3 separate regions of the Mus musculus genome follow, and all the other regions are linked to region 2. Evidence: chromatin loops called from intact Hi-C (ENCODE). Cell type or tissue: heart. All regions are shown on one strand. Links, peaks and the distances in the headings refer to the core of each region. The heading gives the core; the rest is flanking DNA.

Region 1 (4,225 bases), core at 1,117-3,616, 740 kb after region 2:
GGAAAAGCAACCTGGCACACACTGTTTCTAAACGCCCGTTCTTCCTCTAACTCTCCGTAAGTCACCACCACCCATTCAAGATTTCTCGCGCCCGGAGTTGCCAGCGTGGAGTATTAAAAAAAAATGCTGGCTGTGCAGGCTAAGAGGTTCATCCCGTAGCATCGCACAGGCTTGCACAAAGTACCCACTGTTGGTCTAAAAACTCTAACCGCAGCACCCTGGTCTACGTATTTAGTGGCTTAGTCCTGAAAAGTCTAAGAGAGAACCACGTGGAAGTCAACTGCTGCCGCAGCGTCTCAACAAAGCACTCTGTTACAAAAGGAGTCTGCAGTTTCAAGGCAGTAGAACAGGCGACCGGATTTTCATAAGAAAAAAAAGAAGCGTGTAGTGTCCAGCACTATAGGAAGCAGGCTAAGCAAAGTTGACTGAGGTGCCCCCCCATCACCCCCACCCCCGCAACACCTTCTCCATTGGCGACTACAGAAAAGTGAAGTTAGGCTCCATAACAAAGAACTAAGTTTAGTAACTTGGTCCTTCCTTCACTCTAGTTGGAAAAAGTTTGAGCCTTTTACCTGTTGCACTCTCAGCGGAACTTTTTAAACAAACCCAAATCAAACTCAGCACGTGGAAATGACAAAGGCACTTTGAAGATCGTCGTTCTACTTACAGTATCCTAAGTCAAAGACGCAACGCATTTACAAAGCATAGAAGAGTTTCCCTTACAGAAAGAGACGCTACTAGGTAAAGTGGGTTTTTCTTTTTTTCAAAACTTACTCTTTCACTTAATGAAAGTGAAGCCGGCACGCCAAAGTGGTGGAACTCCTTGGAGGCTGAAGTCAAAGGAAAAGGAGAGTTCGGGCTCTCAGACCTGTCTGTTTAAAGTTTCAAAGTCTGCTGCTGTTGGGTACTTCCCTCACGCCTTTCCCCCAATGAAAGAAAAGTGCTGATACCTCGTAAAAGCGTTTTTTAACTTGGAGCACAGAGCTTTTAAAAGTTTCAAGCCACTGACTCAACTGGAAGGAGGGGCTAGGAGAAAGGGGAGGGAGGAAGAAAAGGCGGGGAGGAGGTGGAGTGGAGGCTGGCGAGCGTGGAGCTGAGCAGGCAGAAGAAGCAACCTGGTCAAGATAAAGTTGTAGTTTCAATGTGCTGACGAGAAGGGGAAAAAAAGTAAGAAATAGCTCTAGATGTACGTCAGCTACTGCGGGGCTGTGACTCCTCACAGATTAAAAAAAAAAACTGTTGGATGGGTCATTCCTTCAGGAGATGACCACGGGCAGTGAGAAGATGTCCCTTTTAGGTCACATTTCCTAAATAATAATGATAATAATAATAATATTACAATAAATAAAAATGGGGGGGGAGACAAGGTGAACTCGTGCAGACTTGTTCTGGGTTGCCCAAGGTGTGTGAAGCTTGAGGTGGGTGTGAGTGATCTTTCTTATGACCTAATTCTCTTCCTCTTAAACCCGGACAATTAACAAAGGAAAGAGGCGGTGGGCATGGGAAAGGCATTTCACAACCAGACCCGTGGAGTGGGATGTCTACTCTTCAGTTTCTCTGCTGCTTTAGGTAGTTTTCCTTATTCTTTTAATTAACAACAAGAAGATACATGTTCTATACTATGAATAAAAATAATATATCATGTATGTAACTCTTGTCTGAAACGTTGATAGGACCTCAACCCAATCTCCAAGGAAGTGAAGATCCATATCTTAGTCTTTTTTATGCCTACAATTTAACATTTAAATCGGCAGGGAGATGCCAGAATTGTCCCCCTCCTCCTCTTCCTTCTAACCGCTGCAGACCAGAGTTGCCAGACACAGCCTGTCTCAAAACTTCTTTCTCTCTTCCAATCCTGTCCCTCGGAAGCACTTTCAGGGAAGAGATGTGGGCCTGGTGACTGCCTGCCCACAGCTTCATGCCTCTCTCATCATACCTGATGGGGTTTATGAAAGCCTGAGTCATATGACCTCATTCCTAGGGTGGGCAGCTCCTTTGAGGGTTCCCAGATGCCCCCCACGAGGGCTTGTGATAGGGCGATAAACAGGCTTCAGCGGCGCTCCTGGAGTTAGGCCTTTGTATAGGCATCACCTGATGGAGCTGAACGTCTCACACTAATGTAAATAGCAGAACAAAGGATGGCGAAGACTTCCTGGGAAACATTTTCCTGCCGAAGCACCCTCTCACTAGGATGACTAAGGGAGTGCCATTTAAAACCTCACAGTTTAAGACCCCAGCATGTTCTCTTACTTTTGAGGTTCCTTTGTCTTTAACTTAAAGAAGGGAAGTAATGTTACAGATGCAGAAACTATAATCGGACTTTCAAGGCTTTATGTCCAGCAATGAATGTGATAATGTGACATTAGATTTTTTTAAAAAAAGATTTATTTATTTTATGTATATAAATACACTGTAACTCTTCAGACACACCAGAAGAGGGCTTTAGATCTCATTACAGATGGCTGTGAGCCAACATGTGGTTGCTGGGAATTGAACTCAGGACTTCTGGAAGAGCAGTTAGTGCTCTTAATCACTGAGCCATCTCTCCAGCTCCTAGAGTTTCTGTTTTTGTTTTTGGTTTTTTTTTAACCTTTATTTATTATGTGTATTCATATATGTGTATGCAAGTGGAAATTAGAAGACAGCTTGTGAAACTGGATCCCTTTTTCCATCTCAAAATTAACTTAGATACTCAGCCTGAAAACAGCACCTTTACCACTGAGCTAGCTTGTTGGTTCTTATTAAATTTATTTAGTTACTTTTTTTTTTTTTTTTTTTTTTTTTAAAGGACGAGGTCTCTACATAGTTGTAGCCGTCCTGGAACTCGAACTCACAGAGTTCTGCCTGCCTTTGCCTCTTCAGCACTGGGATTAAATGTACGCACCACATGCCTGGCATATTAAATTTATTTTTAGTTGATAAAACACATAAGAATTGTATGTAATGTTGGGGGTTATGTGATGTTTTGATACAAGTGTAAAGTTTGTGGTATAGAACTCAGCATAAGCAATTTGTCAGTTGTAATATTTATTATTCTCTATGGGAAAATATCCAGACTTCTAAAGAATTGTTTTTAGAAGCAAACAATTCATCATCCACCCATAGTTAGCTTACGCACATTTATAGAACCTCAGTAGAACTTAGTGTTCACGAGTCTACCTGTTCCTCTTTCCCTCTTTACTAAACCAAATTTTATTTAATTTAAAGAAAGATTTGCTGGGCATGGGGCACACACCTTTAATCCCAATGGTCTTTGCCTATAGACCCAGTCACCTGAGAAGGTAACACAGTACAATCATCTGAGAAGAGTTTCAAGTAATCCTCAACTGCATTAGAGACAACCCAGTGTTGAGTTAAAAAACAAAAACAGGCTGTAAAGACTGTTATGGAGAGCATCGCAGTTGGTGCTAGAATGGAAGAGAGGTGAGCTATGAATGTGCCAACCTTAGAGAAGAAAGGGAAGCAGAGACGTTAGAGCTTGTTCATGGACTGATAGGTCAGGAAAACAAGAGGCAGGAGGAAGTGGAGAGCAAGTTTGGAAATTTAATTGGGAAAATATTACTAACACCAAAAACGGAAGCTGGGGTGCAGGGGTGCGGGGTGGGGGGTAAGGGAAGGGGTGGAGGCAGCAGAAGACACTATAGGAGAGAGAATCCAGTGATGGAGAGCGTAAATGCCTAGGCAAAGGTAGCCAAGGGGCCTCTCAACTGTGGGTTAAGGTGTTCAGGTTAAAATTTTGTAAAGATTGTAATTTAACGGAAAAGAATCGACAGTTAAAGCCACAGGTTCTAAAGTGTTTGTTAAAAGAAGGAATGTAGGCCGTGAATCTCCAAGACAAAGCGCACAGCTTGAATGGATTTCCTCTAAAGCCCACAAAGAAAAGAATGACAAAAGCCAGTAAGGTCAAGAGGAGAAAGGCATTCAAGATGGTTGGGAGGCGGTTTAGTTGTAAGGAAAATAACACTAGCCTGAGGCTTTCTAGGTCTTTAACTCAGAAAGGGCAATTATTCATTGAAAACAAGAGTGAATGCAGACCTTACAGAAAATGAAGTGCTGAGGTAGAGGGCTGGGATGTAGGAGAATGAAGGTAGTTTCTCTCCCAAGAGAGAGGTGGTCACCTGACTGAAGAGCTGATAAGTAGCTCCTTGGGAATGAAGATGGATCTGTAGGAGACAGAGCTATCTAAGACTGGGAGGATCAAGAATAACATTGCAGTGGGCTTAGA
Region 2 (4,225 bases), core at 1,179-3,678:
AATACATGTGACATCACTTTTCCTGTCTCACCTTCCTCGTCTGTAAAGAATAGACAAGTAGGGACTTTGGTCCCCAAGGTATTGCCAAGAGAAGTATTATTATTTTTTTTTGTATTTGATGGTGCTTGTATATTTTTTCTAGCTATCAGAGGCTTATGTTCATCTTTGTTTTAGAGACTCTACTTTTAAACAAGTTTTCTGGCATTAATTAATGGCAGAAATTCATTGATTTCTGGCATTAATTAAGTAATAATTTAATAGTTCATGGAGATAAGATGATGTTAAATGTGTTAAATATTGTTAGCATGTTGAGAGGTGAGTGATAAAATACTATATGTAATTTATCTGGTCTGTGTTTGGCTTAATACTGGCATGTCATGGTTAGGTGTTCACGCTTTATCGCTTCCTGAAGTGGATGGAAATTATATTCTCTTACTTGTATCTCCAAAACATACCACCTTACAGCAAAAGACAGAATGCTGACATCTCGATGACAGGAGGAATGGTCTGTGTGAGCGATAACAGGCACAGCCCTGTTCCCAGACCCTGAATTTTATCTTCCGGGGTGTCACCTCACCTACGTTCTATAGCTTTGCTGGGCAAATTCTAAAATGACTGTTCTGTCAGCCTTTTCATGTGACGAGGACATCCAGATTGCCACAGTTGCCAAATACAGAAAATGTCATTTGCAATAGTTTCAAAGTCATTTCTGCTCTGACTCAGCTGTGACCAATGACATGCACAGAGACATGTGAGAACCTTGACGCTTGTCCTGAGAAGATACACACTTTCTAAAGAAAGAAAACTATTTTGAAACTTCTGAAGGTGACAGCTTTTCCTGTTCACACTCAGCAAACACATTAGTTGGATTCTTTTGATTATCAATTAGTAACTTGTTTTCTGGTACTGCAGGCATTGATGCTGTTTTTAGCATTAAAATGTCTGTGGGCAAAGTGGAATTTAGTATGCTTTAGGCATTATGATTACTACTCTGTGGGCAATATCCTTGCAACTATTATAATTAATAAATTTTTAACCATGAAGAGGTTCAGGCCTCATGAAGAGGTTCACTTAAAATTAATAAAATAAAGGGTTGGATCATACTACTTTCTAAGACATTTCCTATTTCACATTTCACATCATTGAATTCTTGGACTGAAGAGCTCATAAGGCATGTGAGGCCATAGTCATGAGCTTTAAGACACTTTCATCTAAGTGGTAGCATTCTAAGATCCTAGTTTTGATTTTTTTGTTTCACTAAGAGGCTATGTTGATTTCTGATATAGAAGAAAGCAAGAATACTGTGGGAAAGGTTAAAAAATCACCATAATACTGATATAAACCAGTGAACTAGACTTAATATGAGATTGTTCTAAGTCGAGTTAAAAAAATGTAATTTTGAAATGTAAGACAAATTATTTTATACCATAGAAATGCAACAAGCTTAGATGTCTTTACTCTGATTCTGAAACAGGAAAGTGTAGTTATAGAATTATATTAGCTAATATGACTTCCTCTTCATGTTTATTTTAGCAGAATATACTGTGTAAGGGCTCTGTAGTTATTATTAGCTCTAGTAGCAAGACTTCAGGAGTTCATATTGCTGCTCTGAAACCTTGCCTTCACCAGGTACCAGTCAGCAGGTTACTCTCCTCGTGACTCAGTTTCCTTACCATTAGAATGGGAATCATACAAGTACCTATTGTGTTGTGATTGAATCATTTAATCACTTTAAATGTTTAAGATGGTGATCAATAAATACTGTCTCTTGTAATAATGAATCCTGAAATTAAAAATGGAAGAAAATAAATTGGGGGTACAGATGCTTGACTTGAGAGATATTTTCAATCTAGAGTCCAAGAATATATCTTGAGGTGTCTGTGTTAAGTAGAGTTCATGGGAATTGTCAGAGACACTGAAGCATTTCACACAGCTGCAGGAGAAGAGCCAAGACTTCCAGCTAGCTCTAAAGATAGACCATCAGCCTGCATAGAATTTGTCTCATGCACATTTACAAGTCAGGCATAATGTGACACATTCATCAAGCCTTTTTAGAGGGTAAATAGAGGGTATGCTGACAGCAGTATTAATTGTTTGGTCATGAGGCTGTAGCCCATATCAAATCTTTGGTGTCTGAAACCGGATCACCCTGATTCCGGTCACCAGGAAACTGGTTCCAATCTTTTCTTGTCCTCCACAGTGGGGGAATTGAGGCTATGTTAAGTTCAAGTAGTACATGGCCAGCACATTTTCATTTGAGTAGGGTGAGAGAGATATTTCCAGTGTCCCAGTATGGAATGAAATGCATAAGATAGTAGCTCATGGCCATGCAATTGCCCAAAACACAAGAAGGGAAGGCAAAAGCTGAATGTAATTTTCTGGGCAGGGGATCACAGTCATTCTGAACTCCTTAAAGAATGGAAGACTAAGACACGTAAAGACAACTAATAAAAATGGACCACTTTCAGGGGGACTTGAACTCAGGAACTTAAAAGGAAAAGTCTTTGGCAATTTTTTTACAGTGCTGTCAGAGAGAGCAGTGGTCAAACACTCTTCGGCTTCTTGATTTTCTCCTTGTATCAAATATATTTGTCCTGACAGCTCCACGACTTCAACTCATTGTATTCCTCTTGGTTAGGTCAAAGTAATTGAACATAGCTGGAAAAGAAATACACTACCTGACTAATGGGTTTCAATTTAAACTCACAATAGTTTTACAAATGGACATGCTGTGCTGTCTTACCATCCTGAGATGGTGTCCCAAAGGGTTCACTTGCCTTTGTGCCCACTCTACCCCCATTCTGGTCCTTTTTGCTTGTCTGCTGGCTGTTTTTGTTTTGTTTTTGCCACGGACTGGGCCTAGTCAGGCCCCCCTCAATCTGTGGGAAATCAGGAGTTCCAGCAGGTGGACACGGAGTTGGCGAGAGGGGAGGTGACAAACAGACATGACACAAGGGAGTGTGGATCTAAATGTATTGTCCAAAGGAACACCAGACTTTTTTATACAGAGGAAAAACAAAAAAAAACCCAGGCGAACACATCTGCCAAGTTACATTGACACAAAACAAACAAACAAACAAACAAACAAACAAACAAACAAATAAATAAATAAATAAATAAAATAAAAAGAATGCATACATAAAAAGATGCCCAGGACCAGGCCATGCTTACCACTTAAAATGGAGCCAGGTGAATGCTCTGATGCAATGCTAGTCTCTTGTTAAACCCACCACCAGCGGTTCTTTAGTAAATACCTGATTATGCTATTCCTCTGGGCCTAATGAAGAAACCTGTACCAGGGGAATTCCCTTCCACTAACTTTCCTATTTGCTAGGACATTGTGTATTCCTGTGTTTGGGTGTGACTCAGCTATTGTCCTATGTAATTACTATGTAGACCAGCCCTGAGCTTTCCTAGCTCTGTACTTTGTAATGTCTGATTATTTTCACTGTCTCTACTAGAAGTGAATTTGAATATTACTGAATAGATAATATTCTTACTGAATTCCAAGCTCACTGTAGATTTCAAGGATTTTCTAGGAACCATTGGAACACTGGTGGGGGCTTAGCTATGTCAAAAACCAATCCTTAAAGGCACTTATAATAAAACAATACTGAAAGAGAACATACACCAGCCTAACTCGGGGTCAGGGTTTGAGTATATGGGCTATGGAAATGCCAAGGTTTCAGGAGGCAAAGTTTCCTTGAAACTCTTTGCCTCGTGACTGCTTTCAGGCCCTTAGACCTACCAAGCAGACTGCACTGGAGTGGACATAGCAGGTTTTGTTGTATGTTTTTTTTGTTTTATTTTTTACTAAACAAACAAACATGAAGCCCTGTGCCAGAACACCCTCTTCTTCCCAAGCAAGCTAGACACCATGTCTGTGCACATCTCTCACCTCATTTTTCCATCTCTGCTTTTTCTGCTTGTTCCATCCCAAGCTTAGCTCTCAATTCCTGCCCATCTCTCCTATGTTAGCCTAGTGTTCCTTTCTATTGGGTTTCCCAGCCCTGAATTATAATCTTAAAATTTTGCTTACCCCTCCCAACAACAATCTACTGACCATTACTCTATTCCCTTCTATATCAAGACTTCTTGAAGGAGTTAATGTACTCTGCGTTTCATTCCAGAAAGTCTCCTTCTCTGATGTTCTAAAAATGCTCTAACTGCTGTGACAGTGATGAGTTCAATGATGCCTGCTCCCCTAGCTACACTGTGTATGTCT
Region 3 (4,225 bases), core at 1,117-3,616, 130 kb after region 2:
CTCTGATTAATACAATGTGTTCTCTACATACAGTCATATTCTGAGGTACTTCTGATTAGAAAATCAACATATGAATTTAGGAAACACCATTATGCCCCTAAAAGACTCTTGTTGACTTCAAAATGAAAAGGGGATGAATCAAACCATGTATCTGATAAAACAGTACAAGGCAATAAAGATGATTTGAAAAGCATTCAAAATACACAGAAACTTGCCTGGCTACTTATCAAGCAATTGGAACTAATCTATATACCCCTCCACCCCAACTTAAACTCAATAACAATTTATTGTTTCCCAGTCTGTGATATTTCTCAGTTGATAATACAAAAAGCTTTTAGAAAATATCTAGAGCTGTGCTCATCACTGCTATCTAAATTCTTACTCTTATTGTTCTGGAATCCTTGCGATTACCATATCTGTTCATAACAAGACAGTAGATACTTGCATCTTTCTGTCCATACTTGGGTTCCGCACAGACCTCGCTCCAGTGTCTAGGTAACAGGATACACTGCACACTGCTTGACACCAAGAATGTGCTAAACCAATATGAAATAGTCCAGGACAATACAAACAAGATGAGGGTTTGGCACTTTAAATGTGTAAATGAAATGGATTTTCTTTGGAAACAAGTAAAAGAAGAGTCATGTAGTGAGGTATTTTAGAGGCTTGTGAGAAAAACACGAAGAAGTTCATTTTAGAGCATCGTGGAAATGAGCTTTGTAAAATGCTTTGAAGATGTAGAGTGATGTGTGTACACTGAAAAAAAAAACTTGGCAGAGAGGAAAAGACACGGAGTACACAAAACCAGATGGAGTGTGAAAAAACATGAAAAGAAGGGGGGGGGGGGACACAGGGCCCTCTGCCAGCCAGAATGCAGTTTTTCACAAACAACGGATATGTTCCTGTTCGTTATTTAAAATGACCAAAGTTTCAACCTTAATACAAGAAACCAAAACAACAACAACAAACAAACAAACAAACAAACAAAAAACAGACTTGTGTCCAATTTATAAGTGTGTTTTTATTTAGAAGGAAGCTACTTAAAATAATAATAGTTTTATCATTCTCCTTGTCTCTGGAAAGCAGCACAACAGGGTTGTGTTTGTAAATGTGGATAGCCCTGAAAGTCCCTGTAGAATTTATAATTTTGTGAGGCCAGAAGCCCATGGAAGTAGATTCTTTGTGTGATATTACTCTTGATGTCAGTGTGTTCCATTTCTGTTCTGTCTCGTGAAACTATTGCAGAATGCCTATATTTATCTGCACAAGTTAGTGGTTACTTGGGCATGGTTGCTCTCTCATTTCAGAGTCTCCTTTTGAAGTGGTTCAAAGGTAGAGAGCACTTTAGGAGAATGGTGTGTTTTAAAACCTGGCTGGCATTTACAATGTTCTGCTCTGTTCTTCTCTGCATTAGCTATAAGATAGTGGGTGAGTAACATATTTCTTTCCTCCACTAATATCTCAAAATATAAAAAAAGATATTAACCAGTTTGCAACCTAATGTTGTAATGGGGATCAGAATGGAAAGTATACGAGTCACTTACCTTATTATTTATGTAATAAAACCTACAATTGACTTTCCTGAGACTTGTAGCATTCCTTAGACAGGGGATACCTGCCTTCTGAAACACTGCTCAGAGAAACTGGAGCAAATATGCTATTTTTGAGATTTAGTCGCCTATGGGAAGAAAATCAAAATTTTAAATTAGGAAACACTCAGTGGATTCTGTAAGTTTCTTCATGGATATGCAGATGATGAAACTGAAGGGGAGAGAGTGATTTTCTTAAAATTGGTATTCTGAAATTTAATGCAGTACTTATGAAGTCTTTTATACACTGCCATTGGAATGAGTCACTGGACTGTATTCACCTAAAGTTCAGGTCTGGTCAACATTTTAGACCCAAAGGTCAACAAACTATGTAGATTTGACCCAGATAACAGATGCAGTCTGGTACCCATTTGTGTCATTTTTATGTGGCCAAACCTAACTTTGTGGTTTCATCATGACAGGCTTTAGTTTGCAGTAGAGATCTTGTGGCTCAGGAGCCTGAAGAGTTTACTACTCAGCTCTGTGAATCTTCTTTAAGATGATCTTTGAGAATACCTTTCCATGTCGTCCTTAAAGCAAGCTATTGTCATCCATTGCTAGCATTCAGATTCTCAAGACAAGTATGTCATGAGAAATGAACCTGCAAAGACTACCTGCTTTCTTACCACACTCATTTCTCCTCACCACTTGTGCCTGCTGAAGGTGAGGTAATGTGAGTTAGCACATTTGGCTTGTTTTTCTGAGAGCAGCTCGCCTAGTCCACTTCTAGTTCCTGAGTGGTGAATTAATCTGAGTTCCCATGGTAAATAACCTTTGTGTTGTGATCCTCTTAACAAGGCAGGGGAGTCTGTGGAATGCAGGGCATGGTGTGAGTGTGCTTCTGGGTTCTTACTGAGGTGTGTCTCTACCGAGCAACCATGTGACCCAGGCTGAAGATAGTGTGGAAGTGATATTAACTTGGAACTGTATTTTGGCTGTCATCAAGGATCCTGTCACCACTTTGTCACCTGACTCCTACATTTTGTCAGCTGCAGCTGGGTGTCTGAGATCCCTTCCATCGATGTGGAATGTGCACAGGGTTTGCATGAGGCCAGCCTCTGAGGCTCCCACATAGGTTATGTTCCTGGTAGGACGGTTATTTGTATCCCTGGTATTTTAAGACTGATGTAAGCCTATGAGGGGGATTCCAGTATCAATAGAGGAAGCATCTACTCTAGATATTTCATTATAAAGTTGATGTTACAACAATAACTACGCCCATAACACATCTTTGTTTATTTTTTTTCTCTCTCTTACTGAAAAAGAAGGTGATACCAGGGCCCAGTTTTCACTTCCCTGGCACATTTATACTTCAAAGAGTGACAGAATGTGTGAGAGAACTTGGCAAAATTCAGAAGCAAGGAGCACCCACATTCCCAAGTGGTTCTCCTTCATTTCCTTCAAACAGCTTCTCTCCATGTGTGCACAAGTTTGCACTTGAACTTTAGATCAGGATTAGAGCTGAAATAGTTCAGTTCTTTAGCAGCCTTCATGACTCTTTTGTGCCCATGGCAATTGTCCTGGGTGTGGGAGAAACAACATTTAGGCTCATTGAAGAAGTGTTTGCATTTGCTTTAATGCCATAGCTTTCAAAACTGAGAAACATTTTCTTTTGTATCAAGACTATTAGTGGTATCAGGAAATGTAACAGAGCAAAGGCATATGAAGAAAGAGGCCAAGAAGATGGCTCATTAGGTAAAGGCACTTGCTGGTGCCTTGGCTTTCATCCCTGGTCCCCACAAGGTATAAGGAAAGAACCTACCTCCTTGTCTTTTGACCTCCACATGCTTACTGTGACACACATGTGCCATCGTACCCACAAATGAAATGAATAAATAAAAGTGGAGAAAGGAAATATAAAGAAAGGCATGGAGAAAAAAATTCAGAGTTCTGAGTAAGGATCAGTAAAGATAGAATTTAAAAACTGAGCATAGTTGTATCTTATGGGTTTCGTTTTCTGTATATAAGAACATACCAGTAAGCATGTGAGCCTTAACAATAGTCTTCAGGGCTTCTTGCTTAGCTCGCTTTAACTACATGAAAGCTAAGACCCCACTGGGAGAAGGAAAACATTCCCTGAGCTGGCAGGTGGTCCTCTTGTAAGCACTTTCCAATTGAAAACAGATGTTCCTGGGTGTGAGGAGGTTCCTGGTAAGTTACTGGGTAGCTTAAGCTAGGAAATAATCAAGTTATATAGGCAAATGGAAGGTAAACATGCTTCAAGGAGAGGCTTTAGGTTTCAGGAACACATTCTGTACCCTATACGTTTTTACCTCCAGCTCTAAGGTCTTCTTCAACCCTGACACTTCTAGCCCTGAGGCACACTTCAACACTGGCAGTCTTTTTATCATCTACGCTAACTTAAGACTCTTTATTTCTTGTCTCCTATGTGAGTATTTTCTGTCAAGTAGGACAAGGCTGCTAATAACATACAATTGATCTTGGGCTTTAAAATCATTTATTGAGTTAATTAAAGAATGGAAACTTACCAAAGCAAATGGCTTTTTTCAATTAAAAATCAAAAGATGATCTTGCTCCCCCATCCAAAGAGAAGACAAAAATATTCTCTTGGCAATGATATCTATAAAATGACATCTTTGGACCAGAAAGTGTAATATATAAATGATCACTGGAAA

Evidence for each region. Peaks named below come from ENCODE experiments on the same cell type or tissue, not always from the same donor. Only the 100,000 strongest peaks of a DNase experiment are listed, where the experiment ranks them.
Region 1: a loop joins it to region 2, with 11 times the contacts of the local background. A loop is called at or near these places in 5 of 42 quality-filtered maps.
Region 3: a loop joins it to region 2, with 12 times the contacts of the local background. A loop is called at or near these places in 5 of 42 quality-filtered maps.

What each region holds. Positions count from the first base shown.
Region 1 is chr10:56,374,068-56,378,292 of GRCm38, reverse strand. It overlaps Gja1 (gap junction protein, alpha 1), which reads right to left and starts at 993. Exons shown (of 2, transcript NM_010288.3): 1 at 775-993. In heart, for the core only: a CTCF peak has its summit at 2,430 (motif pointing right); a DNase peak (open chromatin) is centred at 1,962; H3K4me3 peaks cover 479 bases; H3K27ac peaks cover 1,267 bases.
Region 2 is chr10:57,111,392-57,115,616 of GRCm38, reverse strand. No RefSeq gene overlaps it. Among named protein-coding and RNA genes, the nearest start is that of Gm40652, 3.7 kb to the left of the region's middle. In heart, for the core only: no CTCF peak of the experiment used is centred there; a DNase peak (open chromatin) is centred at 2,156; H3K27ac peaks cover 1,714 bases.
Region 3 is chr10:56,979,267-56,983,491 of GRCm38, reverse strand. It overlaps Gm36827 (a long non-coding RNA gene), which reads left to right and starts at 1,261. Exons shown (of 3, transcript XR_871656.2): 1 at 1,261-1,428. RefSeq lists an enhancer at 1,676-4,225. In heart, for the core only: no CTCF peak of the experiment used is centred there; a DNase peak (open chromatin) is centred at 2,501; H3K27ac peaks cover 1,299 bases.